Linked DNA regions of Homo sapiens: regions 1 and 3 are each linked to region 2. The links are chromatin contacts, found by Hi-C or POLR2A ChIA-PET in ENCODE. All regions are on one chromosome and are shown on one strand. Each heading gives the region's core, a stretch centred on a gene start or an enhancer-like site at or near the end of the contact. The rest is flanking DNA. Distances are from core to core; before and after follow the strand shown.

Evidence for each region. A loop is a pair of places that touch in the nucleus more often than their neighbours do. ChIA-PET counts read pairs that join two places held with the same protein, here RNA polymerase II (POLR2A).
Region 1: a loop to region 2 is called in a map of chondrocyte, with 2.6 times the contacts of the local background. The contact joins two enhancer-like sites. A Hi-C loop is called at or near these places in 3 of 168 maps with a recorded cell type or tissue (CD14-positive monocyte, chondrocyte and heart right ventricle). POLR2A ChIA-PET finds 5 or more read pairs at or near these places in 3 of 52 experiments (AG04450, Panc1 and activated T-cell).
Region 3: a loop to region 2 is called in a map of chondrocyte, with 1.8 times the contacts of the local background. The contact joins two enhancer-like sites. A Hi-C loop is called at or near these places in 1 of 168 maps with a recorded cell type or tissue (chondrocyte). POLR2A ChIA-PET finds 5 or more read pairs at or near these places in 4 of 52 experiments (AG04449, AG04450, SK-N-SH and 1 more).

The regions. Positions count from the first base shown.
Region 1 is chr2:109,208,200-109,210,899 of GRCh38, forward strand. The region is part of intron 1 of SH3RF3 (SH3 domain containing ring finger 3); the gene reads left to right. It also overlaps a transcript of RANBP2 not described here. Among named protein-coding and RNA genes, the nearest start is that of MIR4265, 68 kb to the left of the region's middle. Within about 2 kb of position 1,257, at least 5 of the 41 ENCODE cell types and tissues checked have a DNase peak (open chromatin) inside an H3K27ac peak, as active enhancers do; they include heart right ventricle, where a contact is called at or near this core.
Region 2 is chr2:109,283,632-109,286,331 of GRCh38, forward strand. The region is part of intron 1 of SH3RF3 (SH3 domain containing ring finger 3); the gene reads left to right. It also overlaps a transcript of RANBP2 not described here. Among named protein-coding and RNA genes, the nearest start is that of MIR4266, 29 kb to the right of the region's middle. Within about 2 kb of position 1,449, at least 4 of the 41 ENCODE cell types and tissues checked have a DNase peak (open chromatin) inside an H3K27ac peak, as active enhancers do; they include heart right ventricle, where a contact is called at or near this core.
Region 3 is chr2:109,170,237-109,172,936 of GRCh38, forward strand. All of the region lies in intron 1 of SH3RF3 (SH3 domain containing ring finger 3), which reads left to right. It also overlaps a transcript of RANBP2 not described here. Among named protein-coding and RNA genes, the nearest start is that of MIR4265, 30 kb to the left of the region's middle. Within about 2 kb of position 1,380, at least 24 of the 41 ENCODE cell types and tissues checked have a DNase peak (open chromatin) inside an H3K27ac peak, as active enhancers do.

The DNA of each region.
Region 1 (2,700 bases), core at 7-2,506, 76 kb before region 2:
GCAGAGCAAAGCTGAGGTTTTAGTTCACATCTTCATGTGATGGATTCGATATGGTTGCAGAATTGCAGATCCACAGACACTCCTGCCACCTGCAGGTGGGGCATATCCCTTCCCTTAAACCTGGGCTCCATGGCTGCTTTGACCAATCAAATACAGCAGAAGTTTCCCATGCTCGGTCTTCAGGGATGGGCAGCTTATGCTTCCTGTATCTTGGAACACTTGCTGTCTAGGAGCCCAGCCATCATGTGAGGAAGCCCAAGAAGCCCTGTGGAGAAGGGCAAAGGCTCCCAGTAACAGTTACAGCTAAGCTCCATGTGATTGAGCTTTCTTGGAAGTGGAGCCACCAGCACCAACCGACCCACCTGCAGCAGAGCTGTTCCCACCAAGCTCTGTTCAAGTTGCATATTTGTAAGCAGTCATTTGACTTTACTGTTTTAATACACTAAGTTTGGAGCAAGTTTGTTATGTAACAATAGATAACCAGAATACTGTTTTTTCTGTAATCCTGTACTGTTGCTGTGGGAATATGCCAGTGTCTAATTTCCTTGTCAGAGGAAGTGAGGTCAAGGGAATCTTGCCCTAGAAATACATGTGTTGAGCAGATGTCTCAAGCATGAGATACTTAAGCATCTCCAGGAAAAGGCAAATTCAGGTTCATTCTCTCTTACTGGCCTGCTAGAGAAGATCCTTAAAGAGGGCCAGTGTGGGCATCTGGAGAAGGACTGTAGGATCCAGGCCATCAGACAGAGGTGTCTTTGGCCATGGGCAGGTGGGGTTCATGTTCACAGAGGCCCGACATCAACACGGACATATGGACCCAGAGTGGCAGTGCTGGCCCCAGCACCTGTAGACCCACACCAACTTTCCGTGGCAGCCAGTACCTTAAACAAAACCCACAAATGTTGCCCAACTTTTTCTACTGTTGCCACTGGGAAGTGGGTCCAAACCCTCTGTGCTGTGGTCTGCCTGGGCATCATAGTTGTGTACCTGAGGCTGGTGGTCTCATATGCCGTGGCATCAACACCTGTTTATGGGCTGTAGGAAAACTGAGAGGTCATCACATTCAGAGATTCCCTTGTGCCAGGTCCTGCGCGGGTGATTTTGGTGACCATGACTGAGTTTTCTTGGCTCCAGTGGTGTGCTGGCAAACGTTTAACAGTTGGCTTCCTAGGAAGATGCCCTGAGTGATAGTGTTTGTCCATTTCCAGGGTGTAAACACTCCCACCTGGCCGATTCCAAGCTGCTTATGTGATGCCATGGGTTGGGAGAGCTGCAAACACTCCTGAGCTGGGAGAGCAGGCCTGGGTACAGCAAGGGAGGCGAGAACTGTGCAGTGTGTTATCTGAGGAAAGTTCCTAGCTCTCATGGGGAAGATTTTCCTTCCTTTTGAGTTTCCTATCCACTCCCTGCTGTGTAGGTGGGGAGGAAAGGGAGAAACGCTGTGAATCAGTCGACTGCTCCTCTGGCAAGCAGGACCCATTTCTAAAGCATGAGTCACTACAAAATGTAGCTTTTTAGATGGAAAAATCTATTTACAAACCCTAGGTGAGAGTAAATGGTTTGTTCACCTCCTGTGCTTACTTGGTAGAATGACAAATTGGACACTCCAGTATTCCAAGATTTATTATTGTGACAAAACATATATTACATAAATTTTACCATTTTTAAGTCTACAGTTCAGTGGCATTAAGTACGTCCCCCCTGTTTTGTAACCACTGCCACTATTTCTGAGCAACACCTTTCCAAACTGTGTCCCCATTAAACACGAACTCCTCCACGCTCAGCCCCCCCAGTAACCTCTGTTATACTTTCTGTCTCTGTGAATGACTATTCTAGGGACCGCAGAGTCAAACAGTATTTGTCCTTTTGTGTCTGGCTTATTTCATTTAGCACAGGGTCCTCAGGATTCATCGACATAGCCGCATGCGTCACAATCTCCTTCCTCCTTCATGCTGAATAATATTCCATTGTATGGCTAGACCACATTTTGTGTATTCATTCATCTGTTCACAGACATTTGGGTGTTTCTGCCTTTTGGCTGTTGGGAATAATGTCACTATGCGTGTAGGTGTACAAACATCTGTTTGAGTCCTTGCTTTGAGTTTTTTTGAGTATAGACCTAAAAATGATATTTCAAGATTTTTAATGTCACTGATCTGTGAAGTCCAAAGCGGGAAAGCCTGGTCTTTTCCGTGCTCCCTCGTTTTGTCTGTAGGCATTGAGCACAGTGAGGCTACATGTTGTTTTCAGAGTTGCCCAGCAGCCTGGAGACTGCTGGAGCTGCATCCCAGGGAGACAGTGGCTGGAGTAACACCAACCAGACAATGAGATGGGACATCTGGGGCTTTCAAGAGCTCAGGGCAAATGGCCTAAGCAGGTGGCTCTGCAGGTGTGGATTGTGTCCAGCTCAGGGAAGTGCCTGGGCCTGGTGGGGCCTGGAGTAAGGGGAGAGGTGGGGTCTGATGAGCTTACTCCAGGTGGGAGGCCCAGGAAGGAGGTTGGGTTTTCCTCCCGGGGTTCTCTCTGGGTGTAGGCAGGGAGGAAAGGGAGAAATGCTGTGAATTAGTCGACTGCTTCTCTGGCAAGCACGACCTATTTCTAAAGCATGAGTCACTACAAAATGTAGCTTTTTAAATTTAAAAATCTATTTACAACCTAGGTGAGAAATCTTTATTTTAATTGTGAAGGAAAACACAACCC
Region 2 (2,700 bases), core at 199-2,698:
ACTGTACTGTGATTCAGTGCACATGGGGACCTGGAAGCAGGGGACAGTAGCCCCCTTTTGTGGTCAGAAAATTTGAGAATTGGGGATGCTAAATCGCTGGCCTGAGCCACAGAGGTGCTACGTGCTGGATTTGGGATTTGAACTTGGCTCTCTGCCTGGCTCCTTGTGTTTGTTCTCTCTGCTCCCTGGGAGGATTTGCCAGTCTTGCTGCTGAGCCACTGGGGATGCTGGGGAGTGAGTATTCTATATGCATCAGCTGGTGAAGCGCTTATCAAATGACCCCCAGATTCCATCTCACTTGGGGAGGCCGTGTTTCCGCCTCCCTCCTGTCCCCACACCTCTGCCCGTGGGTGTTTTTCCAGGAGAGCTTGCCCTGGGTAGGAAAGCCGAGGGGAGGGTGGCATTGGGCTGCCTTCTCACTTGCTGTCACCTCCCTTGTCCTGCCCCCTGGCCTTCCCAGATCCACCGTAATGAAAGACCTTGAACGAACACATCCCTCAGGTACTCAGCCCAGGGTCTTACAGAGGGGCGGTCCCAGGGGAAGGGGGTTGGGGCCTGCAGTTTTCTCAAGTGTGGTGTGACCCTCAGGAATTTCTTTTTGGTGATCTTGTCATTTTGGTGGGTGTTCATTTCCTTGAGCATCTTCACTGTATTAGTAGCCATGAGTATTACTGAAAGGCATTTTTATTCTTAAAGCATTCAGGGACTGATAGCAACCAAAATTATCAGACAAGCTGCAGGAGATGAAATCAATGGAATTTGGCAATTGTGGGGCAGGACCTTATTCCCAAAGGTGGCTGGTCTAGGGCGTGTGGACTGGGAGGCAGGCATGCAGAAGGGGACACACCCCTCCCATCACTCTCCTCTCGTCCAGCCTTGGAAGCCACTGGAGTCACATCTGCTGCAGGAAACCCTGTGTTTGAATTATGTGTGGAGCAGTCACAGGGTGGTTTTGGCTGGATGAAGGGCATAGAGTGGCATCTAGAAGTGCATGGGAGACCATTGCCAATGTCATGGGTTAGACCATGTTTTTGAGGCTTTAGTGATTTTTTTGAGACCCTTCCCAGTCTAGGCCAGGCAGATCATCTTCTGTGCACACCTCTGCAGGTGAAGTCCCCGCATGGCTAAGCACATGTGTGTGGAGTGTGTGTGCTTAAGGATGTGTGGCCTCGTGTCAGATGACATGTGTGTGGGGTGTGTGTGTTTAAGGATGTGTGGCTTCATGTAGGTTGATGCTCTTGAACGTGCTGACTTTAAAAAATCCACACTGGGCTCGTCTGCTTCCCTGATGACAGAGTTTGGGAAACTAATGAAAGACATTCTGGCCTTGTGCCATCAGAAGTGAAGTCAATGTGGGGAACAGCTGCCTCTGGGAGGACGTTGTCTGTGCGCTGTGCCGCGGGGCCTCTGCTCCATGGCCGGCCACACAGCCCTGTCCTGGAAGAGGCCCAGGCAGCTGTCACCCCTTAGCCCAGTCTGGAAAGAGCCCAGGGTCTGGAGTAGGGGTGACAGTGAGGCTTTCTATGGAAGCTGCTTTAAAGAAGGAACAAATTGAGCCTGGCACTGGCCTTCTGGTTTTGGAGACTGAGTTGCCCTGCCCTGTGCTTGCAGATCCACTCAGTGTGAAGGGCAGGACAGCTTCCCCTTTCCACACCTCCTCATAACCTCCTGGGAAGCTGCTGAAATACAGGTGTTCATGGTGGGGTTAAGCCAGCTTGTGAGTCATTAGCATGCCTTTCCACGGCCAACGCACAAAACTTTTGTCTTAATTAGACTTGAGGCACAAACCGCTGATTCTCCAGTGCAGTGTGCCTGCTGTGCCGTGCGTTTTTGTTAGTGTGTCTGGACGTGGTATTCATATATTAACAGTGCATGCTGGGGCACTTGGACTGCAGGGCAATCGCTTGCCTGGCGGTGGGAGCCCAGAGGCTGAGGTGGTGCGTCATGTTCTGGCCACGGTCAAGCCCCGGAGTGTGTCTGTGCTCTGTGGGGAGCCTAACCTGTCATCTGTGTCAGTCCTCTCTGAGTGTCCTATGGGGAAAAGTTCACTTGGGGCTCATGAAAGCTTGCTTTTGCATCTGTCCCTGAGCCTGGTCCAGTGTGAGCAAGCTGATGCCTTGTGGAACCTGGATCCAGACCTGGCAGGGTGTGAGTCTGTGTGTTAGAGAGCATCCTCCTTCCAGTCCTGGCCTTGTTGGCTTCACTGCCTCTGCGTGGCTCCAAGCCTGACCACTCCCTTCCTCCCATGCCCCCAGCGTGCCTCCTTCTACTGCATTCAGATTTTTGTCCACTCACCCGGTTTTCCTCTTTTCTGCCCTGGGTTCTGAGGGTCCATGGCCTGCAGGACAGTTTGCCTAGGATAAGCCAGGACACATCAGAGGCTGGTGGAAGCCTGATCTGCTGCTTAGAATCAATGGTGTTTCTGACATGGAGAGGTGGACATTCAGGTGCCTATCATTACATGGCAGTAGGAAGGTGCTTGGACCCTGCAGGCCTGGTGCTTTGTACCTGTGGATTTTCCAAGTCACTTTATTCAAGGATTTCATTTCACTTTCAGTTCTTAAAGTAAGGGCCTGGCAAAGGGATAGGCAGCATTCTGTTTCTCTGAGGGAGGTAATGCTCTGCCATCAGCAGATTTCCTTATGATGATGGAAAAGTGTGGTCAAGGGATGTGTTTGACCCTCCTGTAAGAAGAATGAA
Region 3 (2,700 bases), core at 130-2,629, 110 kb before region 2:
CTTTTCTTTTCTCTTCTCTTCTCTTCTCTTCTCTTCTCTTCTCTTCTCTTCTCTTCTCTTCTCTTCTCTTCTCTTCTCTCCTCTCTCTCTCTCCTCTCTCTCTCTCTTTCCTTTCTTTCTTTCTTTTTTGACCACATCTTGTTCTGTTGCCCAGGCTGGAGTGCAGTGGCACAATCTCGGCTCACTGCAACCTCCGCCTCCCGGGTTCAAGTGATTCTCCTGCCTCAGCCTCCTGAGTAGCTGGGACTGCAGGCGCACACCACCATGCCTGGCTAATTTTTGTATTTTTAGTAGAGATGGGGTTTCACTATGTTGGCCAGGATGGTCTCGATCTCCTGACCTCAACCTCGTGATCCACCCGCCTCGGCCACCCAAAGCGCTGGGATTACAGGTGCGAGCCACTGTGCCTGGTCAAACAGAATATTTCCTAAGGGTTCATCCTGCTCCACAGTCTGAGGTTGTTATTTGTTAATTAAATAAATATTTGTTGGGCATTGACCATGTGCCAGGCACTGGGGCTCAAGGGGTGCGGATGACCCATCTGTTTCTCTCAGGAAGCTGACATCCAGGTGCACAGGGCATAGTTTACCTGTGAACAGAGAGGGCGCTTTTCTCCCCTCAGTAAGCTACCTTGCGTCACCTTCCTCTGTTCAAAGAGGACTGATAAATCACCTCACTAAGCAGCTGTTGCCTGCAGGTAGCCCACACCGGGCTGGGTGCTGAGGCACAGAGGCACACAGGGCGCTCCCCACAGGAACCAAGCCCGGGAGGCACACCTGCATGCCAGGTGCTGGGGGCTGGGGGAGTCTGTGTCCTGGTTTGGTTCATGGGCATCCTGGTTTTATGTAGCTCACTTGCTGTGTGACTTATCTCTTCCTCAGTAATCTGCAGCACCTAGATCATTCAGGTTTTGTTTTGTTTTATATATATGTACATTTTTTGGTTTATTTATGTATATAAAGTACATACATCACCAAATATAACCATATTATGGCTGTATTTGCTTACATGTATTTGGTTGTTTTGGTTATATATGTAGAGTTGAATGTCCTTTTATTTCCTTGTCATATCTATTTCTTATCTATAGCCTGTTAAGAATTCAAAGTTTTTGTCATCTCTATACAAAATGATGGCTATTTGTTGTTAGTGACTATGAATATTCGGAGAAAATTATCTGCATATTGACTTGAAATACTCTTCCTAACAAAAATGCTTCCCCTCCTGCTCCACGCTTGCCCCCCTACCCCGACCCCTCACTGCTGCTGGGCTCGCGGGTATGGTCAGCGCTGTGGCTTCGCCCGCGGCGGGCCAGGGAAGTGCATTAGAACACGGAGCACAGGGAGCTATTTCCTTCTCGCCGCCCCTGGTCTGTGCAGAGCTGCCTCTGAGACATTTCCTGTGCGGGAATGAATCCAGGGCTCCAGGGCTGTTTAGTCTGGGCCTTTGGGAGTTCGGTGCAGCTAATGCCTTCCAGAGGCCCAGCCCCTGCGCCTGGCGCTGCCCTCCTGGTGCCCACGCTGGCTGGCTCCCTGCCGTGCATCCCGGCCACGCTCACTTGCAGCGGGGAGTGGCTGCCTGCCCCAAGCTGGCCTGTCATCCAGGAATGAAGATGTTCTATTTGTGTTTTATATGGATTCACTTTGAAACTCCCATTCTGTGTTCCCATAAAGGGCATGCATGTGCCGAGCCCAGCCTTGACTCCCTCCTTTCGCTGTGGTGAGCTTGTTTATTTTCAGCGTGATTCTCAGCTGAGTCGCCCGTTTCCCAATAAAAGGCAGGGCCCAGCACTGTGGGCTCCATGAGGGCCTGTTTGGTTGCTTGGTTTGGAGCACGAGGGAAAACTTGATATGCACGTCATTTCCCAGTTCCAGGCAATGACCTGGGGCAGAGCGGGTGGGGAGCAGGTCTCCCGGAGCCATCTGGAATATGCCGATGAGTGAGCTGTGCATTAGCTCTCAGACCAGGGTCCTCTGGCAGCCAGGCCTCTGAGCACAGCGTCTGAAGTATCAGCCGCCACAGGGATCTGTGGGCAACAGCTGCGTGTGGCCTGTGCTGTTTCTCTCCTGACAAGGACCTTGCAAACAGCGTGGAAATGCGCGAGCCAGCGGTCAAACCCCTCTTCACCATGCACGGAGCTCAGCCGTCCTCTCCCTGCTCCTGGAGGTCTTCCTTTTTCTGTGACTGTAACCTAAAAACATTAAAATACGTTTATTGAGATAGCAAACTTTTATCCTCTTGGTGTTTGCAGTGAAAATAGTCCTTAATGGTGTAATTTTCCTTTCTTACCTCCCTCCGCTTGTCCCGTCCTAGCTCTTGTTATTCCAAACAGTGTGGATTATTGGGCTGCACCTGGCCACCCAGGCTGGTGTTTTGAATCAGCAGCATCACCTCTCCGGAGCCCATAGCAGGAAGCAATTGTTTGGGATCTGATACTGCTGGGCTCTCATTTTCCTTGTCTTAGAAATGGGGACACATGTCTGCCCATGTTGAGCTCTGGCAGGGATGCTGGACTTTTTGTCCTAGCTAAGAAACCAAACTGCATGTGGGTTACGGAAGTGGTCTAAGTTTCCCAGTGCCAGCACGAAGCCTCGACTGGTGAGTATTGTAGAAGAGCACTGCCTTAGCTGAGTCCAGTATTTCTCTTCCAAAATAAACGTGCATGTTCAAAGCAATTGCTTGTCTGTGGGTATAACTGTTGTG